Regions from separate parts of the Homo sapiens genome. Here region 2 is linked to region 1. A link is an interaction called in ENCODE POLR2A ChIA-PET data of the cell type or tissue named here. Cell type or tissue: GM12878. All regions are shown on one strand. Region 1 has its middle 16 kb from the start of TSPAN16. Region 2 overlaps KANK2 (KN motif and ankyrin repeat domains 2).

Region 1 (5,000 bases):
GCATCACTCTATCCCTAGTGCGCTGCACACAGCCTGGCACACAGTAGGTGCTCAGTAAGTGCTTTCTGAGTGAATGATTGGGAGAAGCAGAAAGTATTCCAAGGGAGGCATGGGCAATTGTTTTTTTGTGTTTTTTTGAGATGGAGTTTTGCTCTTGTTGCCCAGGGTGGAGTGCAATGGCACGATCTCTGCTCACTGCAACCTCCGCCTCCTGGGTTCAAGCAATTCTCCTGGGTTCAAGCGATTCTCCTGCATTCAAGTGATTCTCCTGCCTCAGCCTCCTGAGTAGCTGGAATTACAGGCATGCGCCACCACACTTGGATAATTTTGTATTTTAGTAGAGACGGGGTTTCTCCCTGTTGGTCAGGCTGGTCTCAAACTCCCGACCTCAGGTGATCCACATGCCTCGGCCTCCTAAAGTGCTGGGATTACAGGCGTGAGCCTCCGTGCCCAGCCAGGCAATTTTGTTAATCGCTGAATCTTCCAGTTTCCACATGCCTCCTCCTCTCTCCAACCCTTCTCGCCCTAACTTTTCCAGATTGTGCATGAAATTTCTAGATTGTGCATGAATGCCCTGCCCAGCCCTGCACATTCAGAATTCATTTGAATTGAACCTGAGAGGTGGAGGTTGTACCGAGCTGAGATGGTGCTACTGCACTCCAGCCTGGGCGACAGACCGAGACTCTGTCTCAAAAACAAACAAACAAGCAAAAACCACAAAAAACCTGTACATGAGCTGGGCAAGGCTGAGTGTGGTGGCTCACACCTGTGATCCCAGTGCCTCCAGAGGGTGAGGCGGGAGGAATGGCTTGAGGTCAGGAGTTTGAGACCAGCCTGGGCAACATAGTGAGACCCTGTCTATAAAAAAAATAAAGAATTAGCCAGGTGTAGTGGCGCATATCTGTGGTCCCTGCTACTTGGGAGGCTGACAAGGGAGGTTCGCTTGAGCCCAGGAATTTGAGGCTGCAGTGAGCTATGATTGTGCCACTGCCCTCCAGCCTGGGTGACAGAGTAAAAGACAATAGCAACAAAAACGCTGAATGAAATACAGCAAACATGCTTTTAAGTTATCAGCTAAGTTCACAAAAAAGTAAGAGAAATCTCCAAGGAACACAGAGGAGGGGAAGTTAGTGCTGAGGCGCCACATTCCTTGACCCTGTGAGATAAAGGCTGCAGTGAGCCGTGTTCACACTGCTGCACTACAGCCTGGGCAACAGAACAAGGCTCTGTCTCAAAAAAAAAAAAAGAAAAAGAGAAAAAGAAACCTCGTCTCCAAAAAAAAAAAAAAAATTAAAAATCAGCCTGTAGTCCCAGCTATTCAGGAGGCTGCGGTGGGAGGATCGCCTAATCCCAGGAGCTCCATGTTGCAGTGAGCTGTGATCAGGCCACTGTACTCCAGCCTGGGTGATAGAACAAGACTCCATCCCCTCCCCTCAAAATAAAAATAAATTGAAAAAATAAAGAACAAATTAAAACAAGGTCATTAGGATGGACCCTAATCCAAATGACCACTATCCTTATAAAATGAGGAGGTATGGGCTGGGTGCAGTGGCTCGTGCCTGTAATCCCAGCACTTTGGGAAGCTGAGGCAGGTGGATCATTTGAAGTCAAGAGTTCAAGACCAGTCTGGCCAACGTAGTGAAACCCTGTATCTACCCAAAATACAAAAATTAGCTGGGTGTGGTGGCGCATGCCTGTAATCACAGCTATTTGGGAGGCTGAGGCATGAGAACTGCTTGAACCTGGGAGGTGGAGATTGCAGTGAGCTGAGATTGTGCCACTGCAGTCCAACCTGGGGGACAGAGGAAGACTCTGTCTCAAAAAAAGAAAAAAAAAAAGAAAAGATGAGGTGATATGGACACAGAGACAAGCATTAAAGAAAGACTATGTGAAGACACAGAAACAAGGCAACTGGCTCTAAGCCAAGGAGAGAGACCTCAGAAAGAATCAACCCTGCTGACACCTTATTCTTGGACATACACCCTCCGGAACTGTGAAATGCCCTGTTTTATAAGCTTCCCTGTCTGTGGTGCTTGGTCATGACAGCCTTAGCAAACTCATACACGTCCCCTCTTCCCAACTGCTGCTTCCTGGCATCACCACCTCTCAGACAAAGTACTTGTATTAAATCCTTGTTTCAGTGGTGGCTTCCACGGAACCCAAACTAAGACAAGGCCACCCCAGGGTACAAAAGGTGGCATGGGGAAAGAAGAGAGTCTCTGGGGAGCATTGTCATGCAGAGAAAGGAAAGGAGAGGTCTTCAAGGAAGTAGAGCCAGACCTCAGTTTCAGAAGCCATTGTATTTGCTCCCAGAACCCATGAGAAAAAACTTCTGCTGTGGTGGTGGTGGTGAATCCCACAATAGGAAGCTTCTCTGTGGTTTTGAGCCACAAAAGAAAGTTGTAGCCCATTGTTTCATGGCCACAAAGGAAATGGTTTCCAGTTGGGTGATGGTTCGCTTGGGTTGCTGGGAGGATCTGACCTCAACCTTCCTGCTGCACCCTGGGCAATGGTGCATCTTCTCTTCCGGCATCTTCTCTCTCCTGTTTTTCAAGTTTACTCTTTTTTTTTTTTTTTTTTTTTTTTTTTTGATACGGAGTCTCACTCTGTCACCCGGGCTGGAGTGCTGTGGCGCGATCCTGGCTCACTGCAAGCTCCGCCTCCTGGCTTCAAGCGATTCTCATGCCTCAGCCTCCCGAGTAGCTGGGATTACAGGCATGTGCCACCATGCTCAGTGGCTAATTTTTGTATTTTTAGTAGAGACGGGGTTTCACCATGTTGGCCAGGCTGGTCTCAAACTCCTGACCTCAAGTGATCCATCTACCTCGGCTTCCCAAAGTGCTGGAATTACAAGCGTAAGCCACCACACCTGGCCCAAGTTTACTCTTTCTAAAAAGAATTTATTTGGGGTTTGCTCTGTTGCCCAGGTTGGATGCAACCTGGTGGTATGATCATAGCTCACTGTAGCCTTGAAATCCTGGATTCAAGTGATCCTCCTGCCTCAGCCTCCTGAGTAGCTGGGACTACAGGTGTCCATCACCTGACCCAGTAATTAAAATTTTTTTTTGTAGAGATGGGGTCTTGCTATGTTGCCCACACTGGTCTTGAACTCCTGGCCTCAAACAATCCTATTGCCTCCAATACATCTGGCCCAGGTTTACTCTTTTTTTTTTTAGACAGTATGTTGCTCTTGTTGCCCAGGCTGGAGTGCAGTGGCACAATCTCGGCTCACAGCAACCTCTGCCTCCTGGGTTCAAGCGATTCTCGTGCCTCACCTCAGCCTCCTGAGTAGCTGGGATTACAGGTGCGTGCCACCACCCCCAGCTAATTTTTTTGTATTTTTAATAGAGACAAGGTTTCACCATGTTGGCCAGACTGGACTCAAACTCCTGACCTGAAGTGATCCACCCGCCTCGGCCTCCCAAAGTGCTGGAATTACAGGCATGAGGCACTGCCGCTCAGCCCCCAGGTTTACTCTTTTTTTTTTTTTTTTCTTTTTTTGAGACAGAGTTTCACTCTTGTTGCCCAGGCTGGAGTGCAATGGCATGATCTCGGCTCACTGCAACCTCTGCCTCCCGGTTTCAAGCGATTCTCCTGCCTCAGCCTCCCGAGTAGCTGGGATTACAGGCATGCACCACTATGCCCTACTAATTTTGTTTTTTTTTTTTTTAGTAGAGACGAGGTTTCTCCATCTTGGTCAGGCTGGTTGTAAACTCCCAACCTCAGGTAATCCGCCCACCTTGGCCTCCCAAAGTGCTGGGATTACAGGCATGAGCTGCCGCGCCCAGCCAGGTTTACTCTTAATTTAAGGTTGAGCCCCTGGGCTGCACACTCAGCCTTGTGGATGGATGACTGGCTTTGGGCCAAGGTTTGGCTTGCAGCTTCTCCTCACTCTCAGCCTAGAGGCAAAAACTTTTCTTTCTTTTTGTTAAAAACAGCTTTACTGAGATATAGTCTACACAGTATAGAATTCACCCCTCGAAAGTGTACAATTCAATGGTTTTTCCTATATTCAGAATTGTACAACCATCACCCAGCCTATTTTGGAACACTGTCTCATCTCCTCAAAAAGCAGCTCCACAGCCTTTAGCTATCATTCCCCTATCCCCTCGTCCCTGCCGCCTCACCCCTAAGCAACTACGAATCTACTAGTCTGGACTGTCACATGAGTGCAATCATACAACATCTGTCATTTCGTGTCTGGCTTATTTCACATAGCTTAAAGTTTGTAAGATTCATCTGCAGCCTGTGTGACTGTATCATTCCTTTAAATTTTGTTTTAATTTTTAAAATTGAGATGGAATCTCCCATGTTGTCCAGGCTTGTCTTGAACTCTTCGGCTCAAACGATCCTCCTACCTCAGTCTCCCAAAGTGCTGGGATTACAGGCGTGAGCCACCGTGTCTGGACATTCATTCCTTTTTTTAATTTTTTTGAGACAGAGTCTTGCTCTGTCACCCAGGCTGGAGTGCAGTGGCGCTATCTCAGCCCACTGCAACCTCTGTCTCCTGGGTTCAAGCGATTCTCCTGCCTCAGCCTCCTGAGTAGCTGGGACTAGAGGTATGCGCCACCACGCCTGGCTAATTTTTGTGGTTTTAGTAGAGAAGGAGTTTCACCATGTTGGCCAGGCTGGTCTTGAACACCTGACCTCAGGTGATCCGCCCTCCTTTGCCTCCTAAAGTGCTGGGATTACAGGCTTGAGCCATCACGCCTGGCCGACATTCATTCCTTTTAAAGGCTGGATAATATTCCATTGTATGGATAGACCACATTTTATTTATCCGTTCATCAGTGGATGGCCCCTATGGACTATTGTTAGCGGTGCTCTTACGCCATTTGAGTTACACATTTTTGCATGGACATATGATTTCATTTCTCTTGGGTACGTATATACCTAGGAGTGGAATTGCTCGGTCATATGGTAATTCCACTTTTAATCTTTTTTTTTTTGTCCTGTAGAGGTGGATTCTCGCTGGTCTTGAACTCCTGGACTCATATGAT
Region 2 (5,000 bases), 94 kb before region 1:
TCAAAATGAAGACTTCTGGCCAGGCATGGTGGCTCATGCCTGTAATCCCAACACTTTGGGAGGCCAAGGTGGGCGGATCACTTGAGTCAGGAGTTCGAGATCAGCCTGGCCAACATGGTGAAACCCAGTCTCTACTGATAATACAAAAATTAGCAGAGTATGCTGGCAGGCACCTGTAATCCCAGCTACTCGGGAGGATGAGGCAGGAGAATTGCTTGAACCTGGGAGGCAGAGGTTGCAGTGAGCCGAGATCGTGCCACTGCACTCCAGCCTGGATGACAGAGCGAAACTCTGTCTCAAAAACAAAAACAAAAACAAAAATGAAGACCTCTGAGATCCTCATGGGTGCGGTGGGGGAGTGCCGGAGTTTGGCACAGGCAAAAATTGGCAAGGGATAATCTTCTAGAACAGGGTCAACAAACCTGGGAAGGGCTAGATAGCAAACATTTTTGGTTACGTCACACATAAGGACTCGGTTGCAACTGCTCAACTGTGGCATAGTTCTAACACAAAACCAGTCACAGACAGTATGTAAGTGATTCCGCGTGGCTGTATCCAATAAGTTTGAATTTCACATAATCTTGTCATGTCAAGAAATATTTTTTTTGAGACAGGGCAAGACTCTACTTTTTTTTTAATGTGAAAAAAAAAAATCAATAAATAAACTAGAGCAGCGCCTAAATCCCATTCTGCCCCAACAGAGAAGCAGGCAGTGACTTCAGGGAACTTCTTTTTTTTCTTTTTTTTTTTTGAGATGAAGTCTCGCTCTTGTTGCCCAGGCTGGAGGGCAATGGCGTGATCTCAGCTCACTAGCAACCTCTGCCTCGCGAGGTCAAGTGATTCTCCTGCCTCAGCCTCCCGAGTAGCTGGGATTACAGGCACCCGCCATCATGCTCGGCTAATTTTTGTATTGTTGTAGAGATGGGTTTCACCATGTTGGCCAGGGTGGTCTCGACCTCCTGACCTCAGTTGAGCCACCACGCCCAGTCTACTTCAGGCAACTTCTGTTGCCCAGGCTGGAGTCCAATCATAGCTTGCTGCAGCCTCAAAATCCTGGGCTTGCCGGGCATGGTGGCTCACGCCTGTAATCCCAGCACTTTGGGGGGCCGAGGTGGGTGGATCGCTTGAGCCCAGGAGTTTGAGACCAGCCTGGGCAACATGGTGGAACCCCATCTCCACAACAACAACAACAAAATTCCTGGGCTCAAGGAATCCTCCTGCCTCAGCCTCCCAAGTAGCTGGGACTACAGCTGCACGCCACCATGCCAAACTAATTTTTAATTAGTAGAGATGGGGTGTCACTATATTGCCCAGGCTGGTCTCAAACTCCTGGCCTCAAGTGATCCTTCTGCCTTGGCCTCCCAAAGTGCTGGGATTGCAGGTGTGAGCCACTGTACTTGGCCCAAAATATATTTTTAAAATCATTCAACCATTAAAAAAAAACGTAAAAATCATTCTTAGCTGTGGGTTGTAGAAAAACAGGTTTCAGGCTGTATCTGGCCCACAGGCCGTAGTTTGCCAGTTTTGACTCTGGAAGATACCAGCAACTTCTAAAAACTGCTCAGAGAAAAAATGGAGAAAGGCTACAAGTAATTGACTTACAGAGGAACCTTATTAGGCATACACAGAGAAGCCCTATCTCTCACTGCCTATCAGAGCTATGCCAATGAAAACAATAAGGAGGGCTGAATTCCGAGGCTCGCATTTATAATCCCAGGGCTTTGGGAGGCTGAGGTGGATCACTTCAGCCCTGGAGTTCGAGACCAACCTGAACAACAGAGCAAGACCCCATCTCTACAAAAAATTACCTGAATGGGATGGCACTTGCCTTTAGTCCTAGCTACTCAGGAGGCTGAGGTGGAGGGATCACTTGAGCCCGAGAGGTTTAGGCTGCAGTGAACTGTGACTGTGCCACTGCACTCCAGCCTGGGTGACACAATGAGACCCTGTCTCAAAAAACAAACAAAACAATGAGGAGATACCATTATGTAGCAGCTGTCAGATGGATAAAAAAAATTAGAAAGACAGGGCCGGGCGTGGTAGCTCACACCTGCAATCCCAGCACTTTGGGAGGCCAAGGCGGGTGGATCACCTAAGGATGAGAGTTTGAGACCAGCCTGGCCAACATGGTGAAACCCCGTCTCTACTAAAAATACAAAAATCAGCCAGGTGTGGTGGCGGGTGCCTGTAATCCCAGCTACTAGAGATGCTGAGGCACAAGAATCGCTTGAACCTGGGAGGCGGAGGTTGCAGTGAGCCAAGATCGCGCCACCGCACTCCAGCCTGAGAAACAGAGCAAGACTCTGTCTCAACAAATAAAAAAAGAAAGAAAGAAGAGGCCAGGCGCGGTGGCTCACGCCTGTTAATTCCAGCACTTTGGGAGGCCAAGGCGGGCAGATCAACTGAGGTCAGGAGTTGGAGACGAGCCTGACCAACATGGAGAAACCCCGTCTCTGCTAAAACTACAAAATTAGTCAGGCGTGGTGGGGCGCATGCCTGTAATCTCAGCTACTCGGGAGGCTGAGGCAGGAGAATCGCTTGAACCCGGGAGGTGGAGGTTGCGGTGAGCCAAGATCACACCACTGCACTCCAGCCTGGGCAACAGGAGTGAAACTCTGTCTCAAAAAAAAAGAAGAAAAATTAGAAAGACAGATAAAGCCATATGTTGGTGAGGATATGAGAAAATGGACAACTTGAACCGGAGCACGGTGTTAGGAGTGCGGATAGGGACAGCCTTTTTTGGAAAGGATCAGACAGGACTTGGAGTGAAGTTGCAAATCCTCTAGGAATGGGCAGTCCCACAGAAGGGGTCGTGTGAAGATGACTCCAGCATTGTTCGTGGTGGCCGGAAATTAGAAGTAACCAGATACCTACTGTGAAGGGATTAGAGAAGAGGGTAGGTGGGTGGGGTGGCTCACACCTGTAATCCCAGAACTTTGGGAGGCCAAGGCGGACAGATCATGAGGTCAGGAGTTCGAGACCAGCCTGGCCAACGTGGTGAAACCCCGTCTCTACTAAAAATACAAAAATTAGCCAGGCGTGGTAGCAGGGCATCTGTAATCCCAGCTACTTGGGAGGCTGAGGCAGGAGAATTGCTTGAACCCGGGAGGCAGAGGTTACAGTGAGCTGAGATCACGCCACTGCACTCCACCCTGGGCAACAGAGCGAGATTCCATCTCAAAAGAAAAAAGGAAGAAAAAAAAGAAAATAAAAAGTGATAAATCAGATTTACAAACCTCAGTGTGGAGAGTTCAAAAATAGTGTAAGGAGAGGAAAAAATAAGAAACAGAAAGAGATTTTTTTCTGAAGCACAACACCATTTAAGGAAATGAAACACGCACAAGGCATATTTTTCAAGGACACTCAAATGTCTAAATAAGTTTCTGGAAGGTGGTTTGTAAGGAATGGGATTAGATGGGGTGGGGGTGGCACTGACGGTGGAGAGCGGAGGGTGGTGAGCTTCAGTCTGTGGGTGCTGTTTTTACATTTTTAAATGGATGGGAAAGAAGAATTTAATTTGGGACTCATGAAAAGTATGTGAAATAGAAATTTCAGGGTCCTGCAAATAAAGTTTTATTGGAACGCAGCCACGTTCGTTCATTTCCATATTGTCTACGGCTGCTTTTGCAACTGCAAAATGAAGGCCCTGAAGCACCAAATTCAAAAAGGTATACATTAAATATGTGCATTTTTTTGCATATTAAGTATACGTCAATAAAATCAGAAAAAGCTGGGCACGGTGGCACACGCCTGCAATCCCAGCTATTTAGGAGGCCGACGTGGAAGGATCACTTCAGTCCCCGAGTTCGAAACCAGCCTGGGCAACATAGTGAGACCTCATCTGGCAACATAGTGAGACCTCATCTCAATAAAAAGGATGAAAGGAATAAAAATAAAGTGGGGAGGAAAAAAGAACTGAGGCAGAGTTGAATCAATGCAATAGAGACCGTATGACCTGCAAAAGTGAAAATATTTACTGACCCTTAGCATTGAAGGTTGAAGGTGGAGGCTGAAGGTGAAAAAATAATAAGTAATACAAGAGAAGTGGTCTGCACAGGCTAACGTGGATGGTTGTCAGGAGCTGAGGAATGAGATGAACTCAGTTTTGGACTCCTGAAGGCCAAAATAATTTTTTTTTTTTTTGAGACGGAGTCTCACTCTCACTCTGTCGCCCAGGCTGGAGTGCAGCAATGCGAGCTCAGCTCACTGCAATTTCCGCCTCCCCGGTTCAAGCGATTCTCCTGTCTCAGCTTCCCAAGTAGCTGGGATTACAGGTGTGTGCCACCACACCTGGCTAATTTTTGTATTTTTAGTAGGGGTTTTTGCCATGTTGCCCAAGCTGGTCTCGAGCTCCTGACCTCAGGTGATCTGCCCACTTTGGCCTCCCAAAGTTCTGGGATTACAGGCATGAGCCACCACACCCGGCCCATGTAAATTCTTTTTTTTTTTTTTTTTAATTTAGGCTGGGTGCGGTAGCTCATTCCAGTTTGTTCAACCCCTTGATAAGCCCGAGCCTTTGCTTATCTCAGGGCCTTTGTCCCTGCTGTGCTCCTCCCTGGAACATTGTTTTTTCCACCTCTTCTGGTGACTTCTTTCATGTCTTCATTCAAAGATGCTCCTTGGAGGGTGGGTGCCGTGGCTCATGCCTGTAATCCCAGCACTTTGGGAGGCCGAGGCGGGCAGACCACAAGGTTAGGAGTTCAAGACCAGCCTGGCCAACATAGTGAAACCCCGTCTCTACTAAAAGTACAAGAAAATTAGCTGGGTGTGGTGGTGGGTGCCTGTAATCCCAGCTACTTGGAAGGTGGAGGCAAGGAGAATCGTTTGAACCCAGGAGGTGGAGGTTGCAGTGAGCGGAGATAGCGCCATTGCACACCAGCCTGGGTGGCAGTGCAAGACTCCATCTCAAAAAAAAAAAAAAATGCTCCTTTGAGAGGCTATAGGGCCAAGAGCTGACCTTGGGCACCAAGTATCAACCATGCCTGGTACCATGATGAACA

Evidence for each region. Peaks named below come from ENCODE experiments on the same cell type or tissue, not always from the same donor. Only the 100,000 strongest peaks of a DNase experiment are listed, where the experiment ranks them.
Region 2: POLR2A ChIA-PET joins it to region 1 with 9 read pairs; 2 of 35 experiments call an interaction of 5 or more read pairs at or near these places.

Annotation. Positions count from the first base shown.
Region 1 is chr19:11,277,690-11,282,689 of GRCh38, forward strand. No RefSeq gene overlaps it. Among named protein-coding and RNA genes, the nearest start is that of TSPAN16, 16 kb to the right of the region's middle. In GM12878, no CTCF peak of the experiment used is centred here; a DNase peak (open chromatin) is centred at 2,332; H3K27ac peaks cover 308 bases.
Region 2 is chr19:11,184,078-11,189,077 of GRCh38, forward strand. All of the region lies in intron 4 of KANK2 (KN motif and ankyrin repeat domains 2), which reads right to left. Among named protein-coding and RNA genes, the nearest start is that of KANK2, 11 kb to the right of the region's middle. In GM12878, no CTCF peak of the experiment used is centred here; no DNase peak of the experiment used is centred here.